2 separate regions of the Homo sapiens genome follow, and region 2 is linked to region 1. A link is an interaction called in ENCODE POLR2A ChIA-PET data of the cell type or tissue named here. Cell type or tissue: GM12878. All regions are shown on one strand.

Region 1 (5,000 bases):
TATGGTAGATAGTTTTGGAAGATAGAGGTATTCTTTCCCTCTGAAGCAAAGGGCAGGTAGGTTTTACTGTCCAGTTTAAAAGATTCAAGTACCCTAAGCTCAGGGTTCCCCTCTGACAATGCAGATCATCAAGTATCTGCTTCACATCACATGGGGGGAACTGAGTTTCAGGACATTGGCACAACTATGCTGATACTACTGCTACTGATATTTTTGTGAGTAGTATAGTCCTTTGTTTCTCACCCTAGAATTTTCTGTCTTCTTCCAGCATCCCCATGAAACTGTGGCACCCTGATTTCGTTAGCCTGCAAGTAGGATAAAAATCTCAGACCCTTAATTATTGATAGCCACTAGCCACATTGTCTGTTTAAATTTAAGTATAAATTAATTAAAAATGGAATACGATTTTAAAAATCCATTCCTCAGTTGCAGTAGCCACATTTCAAATGCTTAATAGCCATACAAGGCTAGTGGATACTGTACTGGGCAGAGAAGATATAGAAAATTTCCATCATTGCAGATAGTTTTATTGGACATTGCTGGTTTAAAGCTTCAAATTTTGTTTGTGTTGGTGAGTGAGTAGAGACAGTAGAAGTTGTTGATTTCGACAGCATAAAAATGATGTTTGACTTCATGTTAGATTCACAGGAGTCCCTTTAATACAAAGAAAATATTTCTGTTTGGATAACCTATACAGTACTTAGTTCAGGCCTCTTGGGGAAAAGAAAAGTGGAAAAGTATCTACACTGTCAATTTGGAGACTGGGCAGACTGGGACCATGTAGCAACAGAAGTTCTACATATAAACAGCGTTACTCAAATCATGTGTGATTGTGAGATTAGGATCTGTGCCCAAAGGAGATTGAACTGCTGAACACTGTCTTGAGCTTTGTCTACTAACCATGCTTAACACAAAAGGACAAGAATTGCATGTTAACAGTGAGGGTCTGGAGCATAGCCAGTCCAGCAGCACCTCGGCAGTGCCTGCTGCAACCCAGCTGTGCTGGTGTGGTCTCACAGAAAGGATGGAGGACAGGAACAAGATTTCCAGATGGCTCTTGTTCAGGGAGTTTAAGAGGGTAGCTTCAAGAAAGGAGGGAACTGGACTCAAAAAATATAAAACATAATACTTTAAAGTACAACTTTAAATGACACCGCAGAATTAAGGAAACAATCAAAGCAGCAGATCTGCTTCCCTATCAGATAGGAGAAGCTCATTTTGTAGAGAGTGTGGGCCACAAGTACTGGGAAGCAAATGCACAAAGAATAATAGGTCCAGCCAACAGTTGCAGTAACAAAGGACGGTTTTTACCTGCATTGAGTGTACAGTTCACTGCTGCATGTACAACATAAGCAAAACAAAAACAGTGGTAGAAATAAATAAAAGTAAAGTCTGAGGCCCTTATGGAAGAATCATACTACTACCTGCTTTTTCCGTGGCTAAAAATGCCTTATAAATTTCATATCTTGAGAATTTCACTTATTTATGCCAAAGTAAGTTTGTTTTAAAATAGTACTCATTTGTAGTGCAGTAACATTTTACTTATATAAAGATTAATTCAAGCTTTTAAAAGTCTGAAGTTTAGAATATTTTAAAGATAGAATTTATTATTTTTAAGCACTTATGTTATCTTTTAGAACTCTTTTGAAGGGAACTTTTATGAAGATATTAGTTAATTTTGAATAGCATGATAATTGTTGCATGTAACTGGAGGCTTCTATAGTGTTTAAAGAAAACTTTTTGTAGGTTATATGTATACCTGTTATTTACATTACTAATTACATCAACAAATCCTTATTTTCATAGACATTCCTTTCAAATTCAGTGAATTCTGGGAGAGCCGAGGTCATATGCTATTAGGGTTTGTATAAAGGTAGAGTCCCTTGCATAAAGCAGGCATTTGTTAACTAGTGAGATTTTTCCCCATTTAGTTTAAAAACGTTACTTTGTTAAATGTCTTTTTCTTTTAATTGTGAGTTTTGAAATCTTATTTTTGTAGGGGTAGAAAACTCTGGTTATCTCCCCCAAATTCCCCTTCCTCAGCCCTGCTGAATCTGGTAAAGTCACTTGTTCAGTGTGCTTTCATTTTTCCTTTCTCTTTTATTTGCCACAGTTCTTACCTGTGCTTCAGGCTTGTCTTGCCTTGTGCCTCTGTTCTCTTCATATAAACAGCATGAAATTGGAAATACTCATTGTCTGTTGTATTTCTGAAGATCAGAATTTTCCCCAGTTTCATGCTGTCCTTTCTCAGGCAGGGTGTGGTAAGTCATCTTTTGAGAACTGTTTCCAGTAAAACTGGAGTATGCTGTTGAAACTGTTGGTGTGCCCTCTTCAGAAACAAAACCAGGAGACTTGCTGTTTATTGCATGAGTCACTGATGGGTTTCAATGAGTGGAAGCAATATTAGATTTTTTTTTTCATGCTCATCAATGCTACATCTTATTTTAAAAGAAGCCTGAAATAAGGAAATAAAAGTAAGCTAATAAACTCCTTCTTTCCCTGGGGAGAATTTAGAATTATATTGGTTCTAGTGTTTGGGGAATAAAGCGGTAACAATGAGGGTTAAAAAAAAATTAGGCCTTGTCCTTTAACCCGTGATACCCTGTAGTGCTCAGAGCTTTCTGGTGTGTACATTTTCTCAAGCTGCACATGAGTAACTTTAATCAGGAGCGAAGTGGTTCTTTCTATTATATGCCATTTCCTCTGTGGCCCCTGCCTCACTTAGCTATTACTGTATGCCTAATCGACCAGAGTGAAATGCCTTTAAAACATTTTCCAGGGAACTAAGGACTTTTTGCAGAATTTTTATAATAGAAAATGCCAAGGAGAGGAAAGTTTTAATGGTTTCTCTGCACAGATAAATGTTTCCAGAGCAGACTGATGATGAGTCAAGGAGCTGTTAATAGGATATGTAAATGTAACCTTTCACCTAGTTACTGTCACTACCTAAGTCATAACTACCTGGTGTCAGTAAATTATTTGAACTAGTTCTTGTCTAGTTCCCTAATTAAACAGACTCTCTTGGTCCCATGATTATCCAGTAGATAGTTAGCACTGTTTCAGCTTGCATTGTCCTGGGTTCCTCCACTCTCCTTCTGTTTTAATAATAGCTCTAAGTCCTATTATAGATTTTCACTAATATCTTTGCCTCCAGCTTTACCTCAGTATTAGTGGAAAAATTTTTTATCTATGTATTTGACAGTGACCTCTAGCTCTTGGGTTTCACTTATTCAACAAATATTCATTCAGTGTCAGCCATGTACCTAGCACTGTTCTTGACCCCAGAGATCCAATAATGAGCAAAAAATTCCTGGTCTGCATTATCATGGAGTGAAGAGTATAGGAGGAAGACAATCCCTAATAAAATTTACACACGACAGCAACAACAACAACAACAACAAATAATTATGTATAATTACAGGCAGAGGTAAATGCTCTGAATAGAACAGTAGAATTTTGTGGGCTTATATAATAGGAACCTGAGGAAGTGACACTTGATTGATATCTGAAGTATGAGTAGGAGAATGTGAGATAGGGTAGGAAGAAAAGTGTTCCAGAAAGCAGAGAGAACTGCCATTTGTGCAGAGGCCCTTTACAGAAGGGAACAGAATGAAATCAAGTAACTGAGGAAGATCAAGGGGAGAGAAGAGCTACTGTGAGGCTGGACCCCTTGGCTGGTGGCCGGCCAGTCCACAAAGGGTCTTGCTGGCCACATGAAGAATTTGGTTTTCCTCATAAGAACATAGGAGAGTGTTTTAGGTCGGAGCTGGGGACTTGATGTGATTTGTGTTTTGGTAAGATCATCTGTGGGGGCGTGAGTTGGATTGGGGTGTGCATGTCAGTGGGGTGAAATTGGGTAGCTCTTGCATTAATTTAATTTGACATGACAGTGTGTACCAGTCTGGTGGTGGATACTGGGAAGTGGCAGTGAAGATAGATCGAAAGTGTTTTGGGGGGAATACCATTAATTGAACTCGGGAATAAGTTGGGGTTTTCTTTTATTTATTCAAAAAATATTTAGCGACTCCCTACTTTATGCTACTCTCTGTGCCAGGCTCTAGGAATAAAACTCTGAACAGTACATAAAATGTCCTTGGACTCATGGAGCTTACTTATTAATGGGAGTGACAGATAATCATTAAGTGTAACATATATATTAAAAACATATATATAATAAATATATATATAATTTCAGGTACTAATAAGTCCTGTAAAGAAAAATTAGGCAAATAAGGGAATGGAGAATGATAGCAGAGGGTCCTCTTACACAGGATGGTCAACAAAAACCTCTTGAAGAGGTAGCATTTGAGCAAAAACCCAGATGAAGTCGGGGAACTAACTGTGCAAAGATTCTCTACGAAGCAGCGGTAACAGGTATAAGATATTGAGGCTGGAACAAAGGAACTCTGCCTCTATACCTCCACCACCAAGGAATACCAAGAAGGCCAGTATGTCCAGAAATACGGGGCGTGAGGGAAGAAAAGTGTTAAGAATGTCTTGCTGGTAGCTAAAACTTAAAGCATCTATATGGGGTCATTATCTTCAGTCCTGATCAGTTTTTCAAAGTCCCTTACTATATCAACTACAATCCCAGGTTGCTCCGCCACTAAACTGATTTTAACACAGCTACTAGAACAGCTTCCTTTACCACAACAGCAAACCGTGCTCAAAAACTGTCAGTGGTAACTGCTTGTCTGTCTTGTCAATGACAATCCCTTCATCAGCCCAGCTAAAAGTCCCCAATCTTACTTCAACCCCACATGCTGTTGCAACCCTTTCTGTACTTCTTATTCAGTTGAAGGCTTCCCTTTAATGTTTGTTTAGGCTTTCCACATAATTTATTCTTTTCTTTTTTGGCATTGTTTTTATTCATCATGAAGCCTCTTTTCTTTCTATTGGCCTATTTCCATCACTTCCTTCAAGAGTTATTTTTTCCACCAGTTTCTTCTGATTTATTCCAGCTTACCTGGATCACAGAACCCCTCAGCCTACTCAGTCTA
Region 2 (5,000 bases), 440 kb after region 1:
CATAGTTCTCACCATAACCTTTAGAGGTCAATACCATTCTTATGTCCATTACAGATGAAAAAAGTAACAGAGATAGTAACTTAATCCCAGCTTACATAGCTAGTAGTCAGTAGACCTAGGATTTGAATGCATTTTGACTCATAGTACATTGTTCTTTAGACACATAATAAATGCATTAGTTCATATACATTTTTAAGTAATAAACTAAAAATGGTGTTATATTTGACATTTCAAATGTTAAGTCAACCTTGCATCCTTAGGATGAACTCTACTCAGTTATGATATATTATATATATGAAGGTCTATAAAATTCTCTGAGGAAAAAAACATAGGGTAAGACAAATGAACAGAGTAGCATGTCACTGTCTGGGATAAGAAAGTGGGAAAAAGAAGGATCATCAACCAGGAAAGTAGAAGGATCAGAGAAACAGAAAGAATATCATGATAGAGTAATATCTTGGAAGTCAGGGTAAGAGAGCATTTCAGGAAGGATCGACAGTACAATCAGATGTGCCACGAAGTTAAGATAGAAAAATGCTGACAAAAGATAGTTAAATTTGATTTTGAAGAAATTTGCATCTGCGTTTGTGAAAGATAGGATACTGGTCTGTAGTTTTTTTTGTTTCTGTTTTTGTAATGCCTTTTTCCAGGTTTTGGTATCAGAGTAATGCTAGCTTCATAAAATAATTGGGAAGTGCTTTCTATTTTCTGAAAGAGTTTTTATAAGATTTTTGTTTCTTCCTTGAATGTTTGATAGAATTAATTTTATATCAATTAATTTTGATAGAATTTATGTTTCCTTTTTGTGATACTTTTGGTAGCTGTATTTTTTTATGAATTTGTTCATTTTATCTAAGTTGTCAAATTGTTGCTCTTTTATTATCTTTTTAATGAATGTGGTAATAACTTCTGTTATTCATGTTACTGGTAATTTGTGTTCTACTTTTTTTTTGTGATCATTCTCACTAGGGATTTATCAATTTTGTTTACTTTTTCAAAGAACCAACTTTTGGCTCTTTGTATTTCTGTTGGTTTTATGTTTAAAACACAAATTTTTTTTTTTTTTTTTTTTTTTTGAGACGGAGTCTCCCTCTGTTGCCCAGGCTGGAGTGCAGTGGTGTGATCTCAGCTCACTGCAACCTCCACCTCCCGGGTTCAAGCGATTCTCCTGTCTCGGCCTCCTAAGTAGCTGGGATTACAGGTGACTGCCACCACGCCTGGCTAATTTTTTTGTGTTTTTAGTAGAGATGGAGTTTCACCATGTTGGCCAGGCTGGTCTCGAACTCCTGACCTCAGGTGATTCGCCTGCCTCAACCTCCCAAAGTCCTGGGATTACAGGTGTGAGCCACCGCACCCAGCCTTAAAACACAATTTTTAAAAAATTATTTTAAATTAATTATTTTAATTATTTTAAAAATTATTTTCTACATCCTACTTACTTTGGGTTTACTTTTATCCTCTATTTCTAGTTTCTTAGGTCATTGATTGTTATCTATTTCAAACATTTAAACCTTTAAGTTTCCCTCTAAGCATTTTAGTTGAGTCTCACAAAAGTTATATTGTATTTTCATTATCATTCAGTTAGAAATACTTTCTAGTTTATTTGTGATTTCTTCTTTGATCCATTGCATATTTAGAAGTATATTGGTTAAATTCCAAATATTCAGGGTTTTTTTATTGTTTTTAATCAATTTCTTATTTAGTTCCATTGCAGTTATAAAAACATACACTGTGTGATTTCAGTCTTTTAAATGTGGGACTTATGGCTTAACATCTGGAATATTTTGAATATAATTTGTGTACTAAAAAAAAAACCCAAATGTTTATCTTATAGTTCATTGATCCTAATGGACACTATTTTATCATTATGCATGAGGTGAAGGTTGTTGATAATGTTCAGATAGTCTGTCTTTACTATTTGGTTTTTCTTTGGCAGAGGGGTGTTCAAGGAAGGGATTGATTGTGCTATCAGTTGTACAGAGAGCGATTACACTCACAACTGCAGAATTGTCTGTTTCTCCCTTTAATTTGGTAGATTTTTGCTTTTTGTGTTTTGGAGCTCTGTTACATAATTAGATGCATATTTGATTATTGGATATTCTTAATAAATTGACTCATTTATTATCATGACTTTTTTCTCTTTAATTTCCAGTAATGTTTTGTTTTATTTTGTCTGATGTGATATAGCTCAACAAACTTTATTTATGCAAGGCATTCTAACAATATCTGCCTTATGGTTGCAGTTTACAGTTCATTAACATTTAATGTAATTGTTGATATGTTGAGGTTAGTCTACTACTTTCTTATGTTTTCTGTTTATTCCTTTTGATTATTATACCTTTATTCTTTCCTACTCTACCTCATTTTGTACTAATTCAATATTTTTAAGAATTTTATTTAACTTTTTCTATGGACTTTTGCTGTATCTTTTTGCATTTTTTTTTGTTGCTCTAAATATATATTCCTAATTTTTCACCATCTACTTAGGGTTAATTTTGTACCACTGAAAGTAAAATGTAGAAGCCTTGCCACTGTATAGATTCATTTACCTTACCCTCTTCCCATTCTTTACACATAGTTATCCTTATGTGTTACTTCCACATATATTATAAACACTACAATACAGTGTTATGATATTTGCTTTAAACAGTCATATGTATTTTAAAGAAACTTAGAGGAGAAAAAGATTCTATATTTATCCATATATTTGCCATATTTTTTGCTCTCTATTCCTTCCTTGAAGTCTGTGTTTCCATCTGGTTTCGTTTGCCTTCAGCCTGAAGTTTTTTAGCATTTCTTAATCTGCAGGTCTGTTGGCAACAAATTCTATTCATTTTTTTGTGTCTGAAAAATGGCTTTATTTTGCCTTCATTCTTGCAGTGTAATTTTTGCTGAATAGAGAATTCTGGGTAGAAAATTTTTTATTTCAGCACTTTAATGATATTCCACTGTCTTCTGGTTACCATTGTTTCTGATAAGAAGACTTAGTTAATTTGAATTACTGTCCACATAAATGCAATGGGTTGTTTTTCTGTGCTTGCTTTCAATGTTTTCTCTTTATCTTTGCTTTTCAGCAGGTTGACTAAGGCATATTTATGTCTATTTTTTTTTTTCTTTTTTGGTAATACTCCAAAAAAGATGTTCATTGGTTGATGTTGATTTGGTTGATTTGGTTGTTGTTTACTTTTACTTCTACTTTTCATTCTGTTGTTAAACCCATCTAGTTTTTATTTCAGACCTTTTATTTCAGATATTTATTCTTTTAGATGTTCTGTTTGATTCTTTTAAATAGTTTTTTTGCAGGGATTTTTCTCTTTTTATTCGTTATAAACTTATGTTTCTTTGTCCTAGAGCATAGTTAGAATTGCTGCTTTAAAATTCTTGTCTGTTAATCTGACTCATCTCCAAAGTGATCTGTATCAATTTATGCATTCTCAGCAGGAAAGATGTTTTTCTGTTTCTTAGTATATTAATTTTGGATTATATTGTAGACATTGTGAATGGTATGTTATAGAAACTCTGGATTTTGTTATTTCTGTTATGTTCCTCCAAAAAATATTGTTTTGTTTGTTTTTAAACAAAGAGTTAGCCTTGGCTGAGCTCAGATTGTAAAATATGGTGTTCCGTGAAGTGGCTGGCAAAAATTTCAGTTCATTTTTTGCTTTAGCTGGGCTCCTTGGACTTTACTCTGCTCATGCCATACATTTGACCATCATTTACAAATAGAATTGTGGGCTCATCCTTTTTGAGATTTTCCACCTTACTTTCTAGCAGCTGTAGTTGCTGCAATACTTGTCTTCTGCTTCTTATGTTGGACTTGTAGCCATTGTACATGGTGCATATTAGGGCCTGTCCTCAGGCTAAAAAGAAGGGGAATGTTATTCCATATTATTCCCTTTTTCCAAGTGCTGATTCTTATCTAGTAACGGCCTGCTCTTGTTCACTATTTAGTATCTTCAGGTAGTTCTTCCTCATATTTAGTACAGAGTGTATATTTGTTATCTGTGGGAAGATTGGTCTGATAGAAGCTTACCCATACATCTATTCATCCATAGTAGAAATGTAATAATGTAATGCCACCTAGAATGGTTTTTTATTTTATTTATTTATTTATTTATTTATTTATTTATTCTTTTGAGACAATGTCTTGTTCTGTTACCCAAGCTGGACTGCAGTGGTGCAATCATGGCTCACTGCAGCCTCAACCTATCAGGCTCAAGCAATCTTCCTACGTTGGCCTCCTGAGTAGCTGAGACTATAAGTGTGTGCCACCACACCCAGCTAATTTTTAAAGTTTTTTGTAGAGAAGGGGGTCTCACTATGTTGCCAGGGCTCGTCTTGAACTTCTGGGCTCAAGCGATCCTCCCACGTTGGCCCTCCAAAGTGTTGGGATTACAGGCATGAATCACCCTGCCTGGCCTAGAATAGTTTTTTGATAATTCATGAAGACTTCATGTTGGTTTAGACACAGAAGGATGATTCCTAAGTCAAGCGTGCTTCTAGTTTTCTTACCTTCTAGCTTTTTAGAGAGGGATAAGATAGAAGATACAAGAGGAAATAGATGCTTGTAGAGAAAATGATGAGTTCAGTTTATGCATATTAAGTTTGTCTTTCTCGTCAGATATCTTTAAAGAAAGTTTCAATTGGCAGTTGTATATACATATCTTGAGCTAAAGGAAAAGGCCCAGGCCAGAAGTATAAATTTAAAAATCATTAGCACAATGGATGGTAGTTAAAAATTATGAAAATATATTCATTTCCTAGGAAGCATGTAGAGTAAAATGAGAAATTAATTTTGTGAACACAGCCCATTGTCATTACCTTTCTATATTTGTGTTGAATTCTGAAAAGTAAAAGGTTAAAAATGCTATATTAAATTTTTACATTTCATTTACATCACAATTATAACAAGAATTGTTTTGTCAATCAGCAGTATTATTTGAACTTGGATTGTTTGTGTAAATTTAAGCAATAGTTTTTTTTTTTTGTTTTTGTTTTAT

What was found. ChIA-PET counts read pairs that join two places held together with the same protein. Peaks named below come from ENCODE experiments on the same cell type or tissue, not always from the same donor. Only the 100,000 strongest peaks of a DNase experiment are listed, where the experiment ranks them.
Region 2: POLR2A ChIA-PET joins it to region 1 with 5 read pairs; 3 of 35 experiments call an interaction of 5 or more read pairs at or near these places.

The regions. Positions count from the first base shown.
Region 1 is chr5:102,760,116-102,765,115 of GRCh38, forward strand. The region is part of intron 1 of PAM (peptidylglycine alpha-amidating monooxygenase); the gene reads left to right. Among named protein-coding and RNA genes, the nearest start is that of PAM, 7.3 kb to the left of the region's middle. RefSeq lists an enhancer at 1,974-2,123. In GM12878, no CTCF peak of the experiment used is centred here; a DNase peak (open chromatin) is centred at 2,223; H3K4me3 peaks cover 2,370 bases; H3K27ac peaks cover 1,512 bases.
Region 2 is chr5:103,196,518-103,201,517 of GRCh38, forward strand. The region is part of intron 30 of PPIP5K2 (diphosphoinositol pentakisphosphate kinase 2); the gene reads left to right. Among named protein-coding and RNA genes, the nearest start is that of MACIR, 60 kb to the right of the region's middle. In GM12878, no CTCF peak of the experiment used is centred here; no DNase peak of the experiment used is centred here.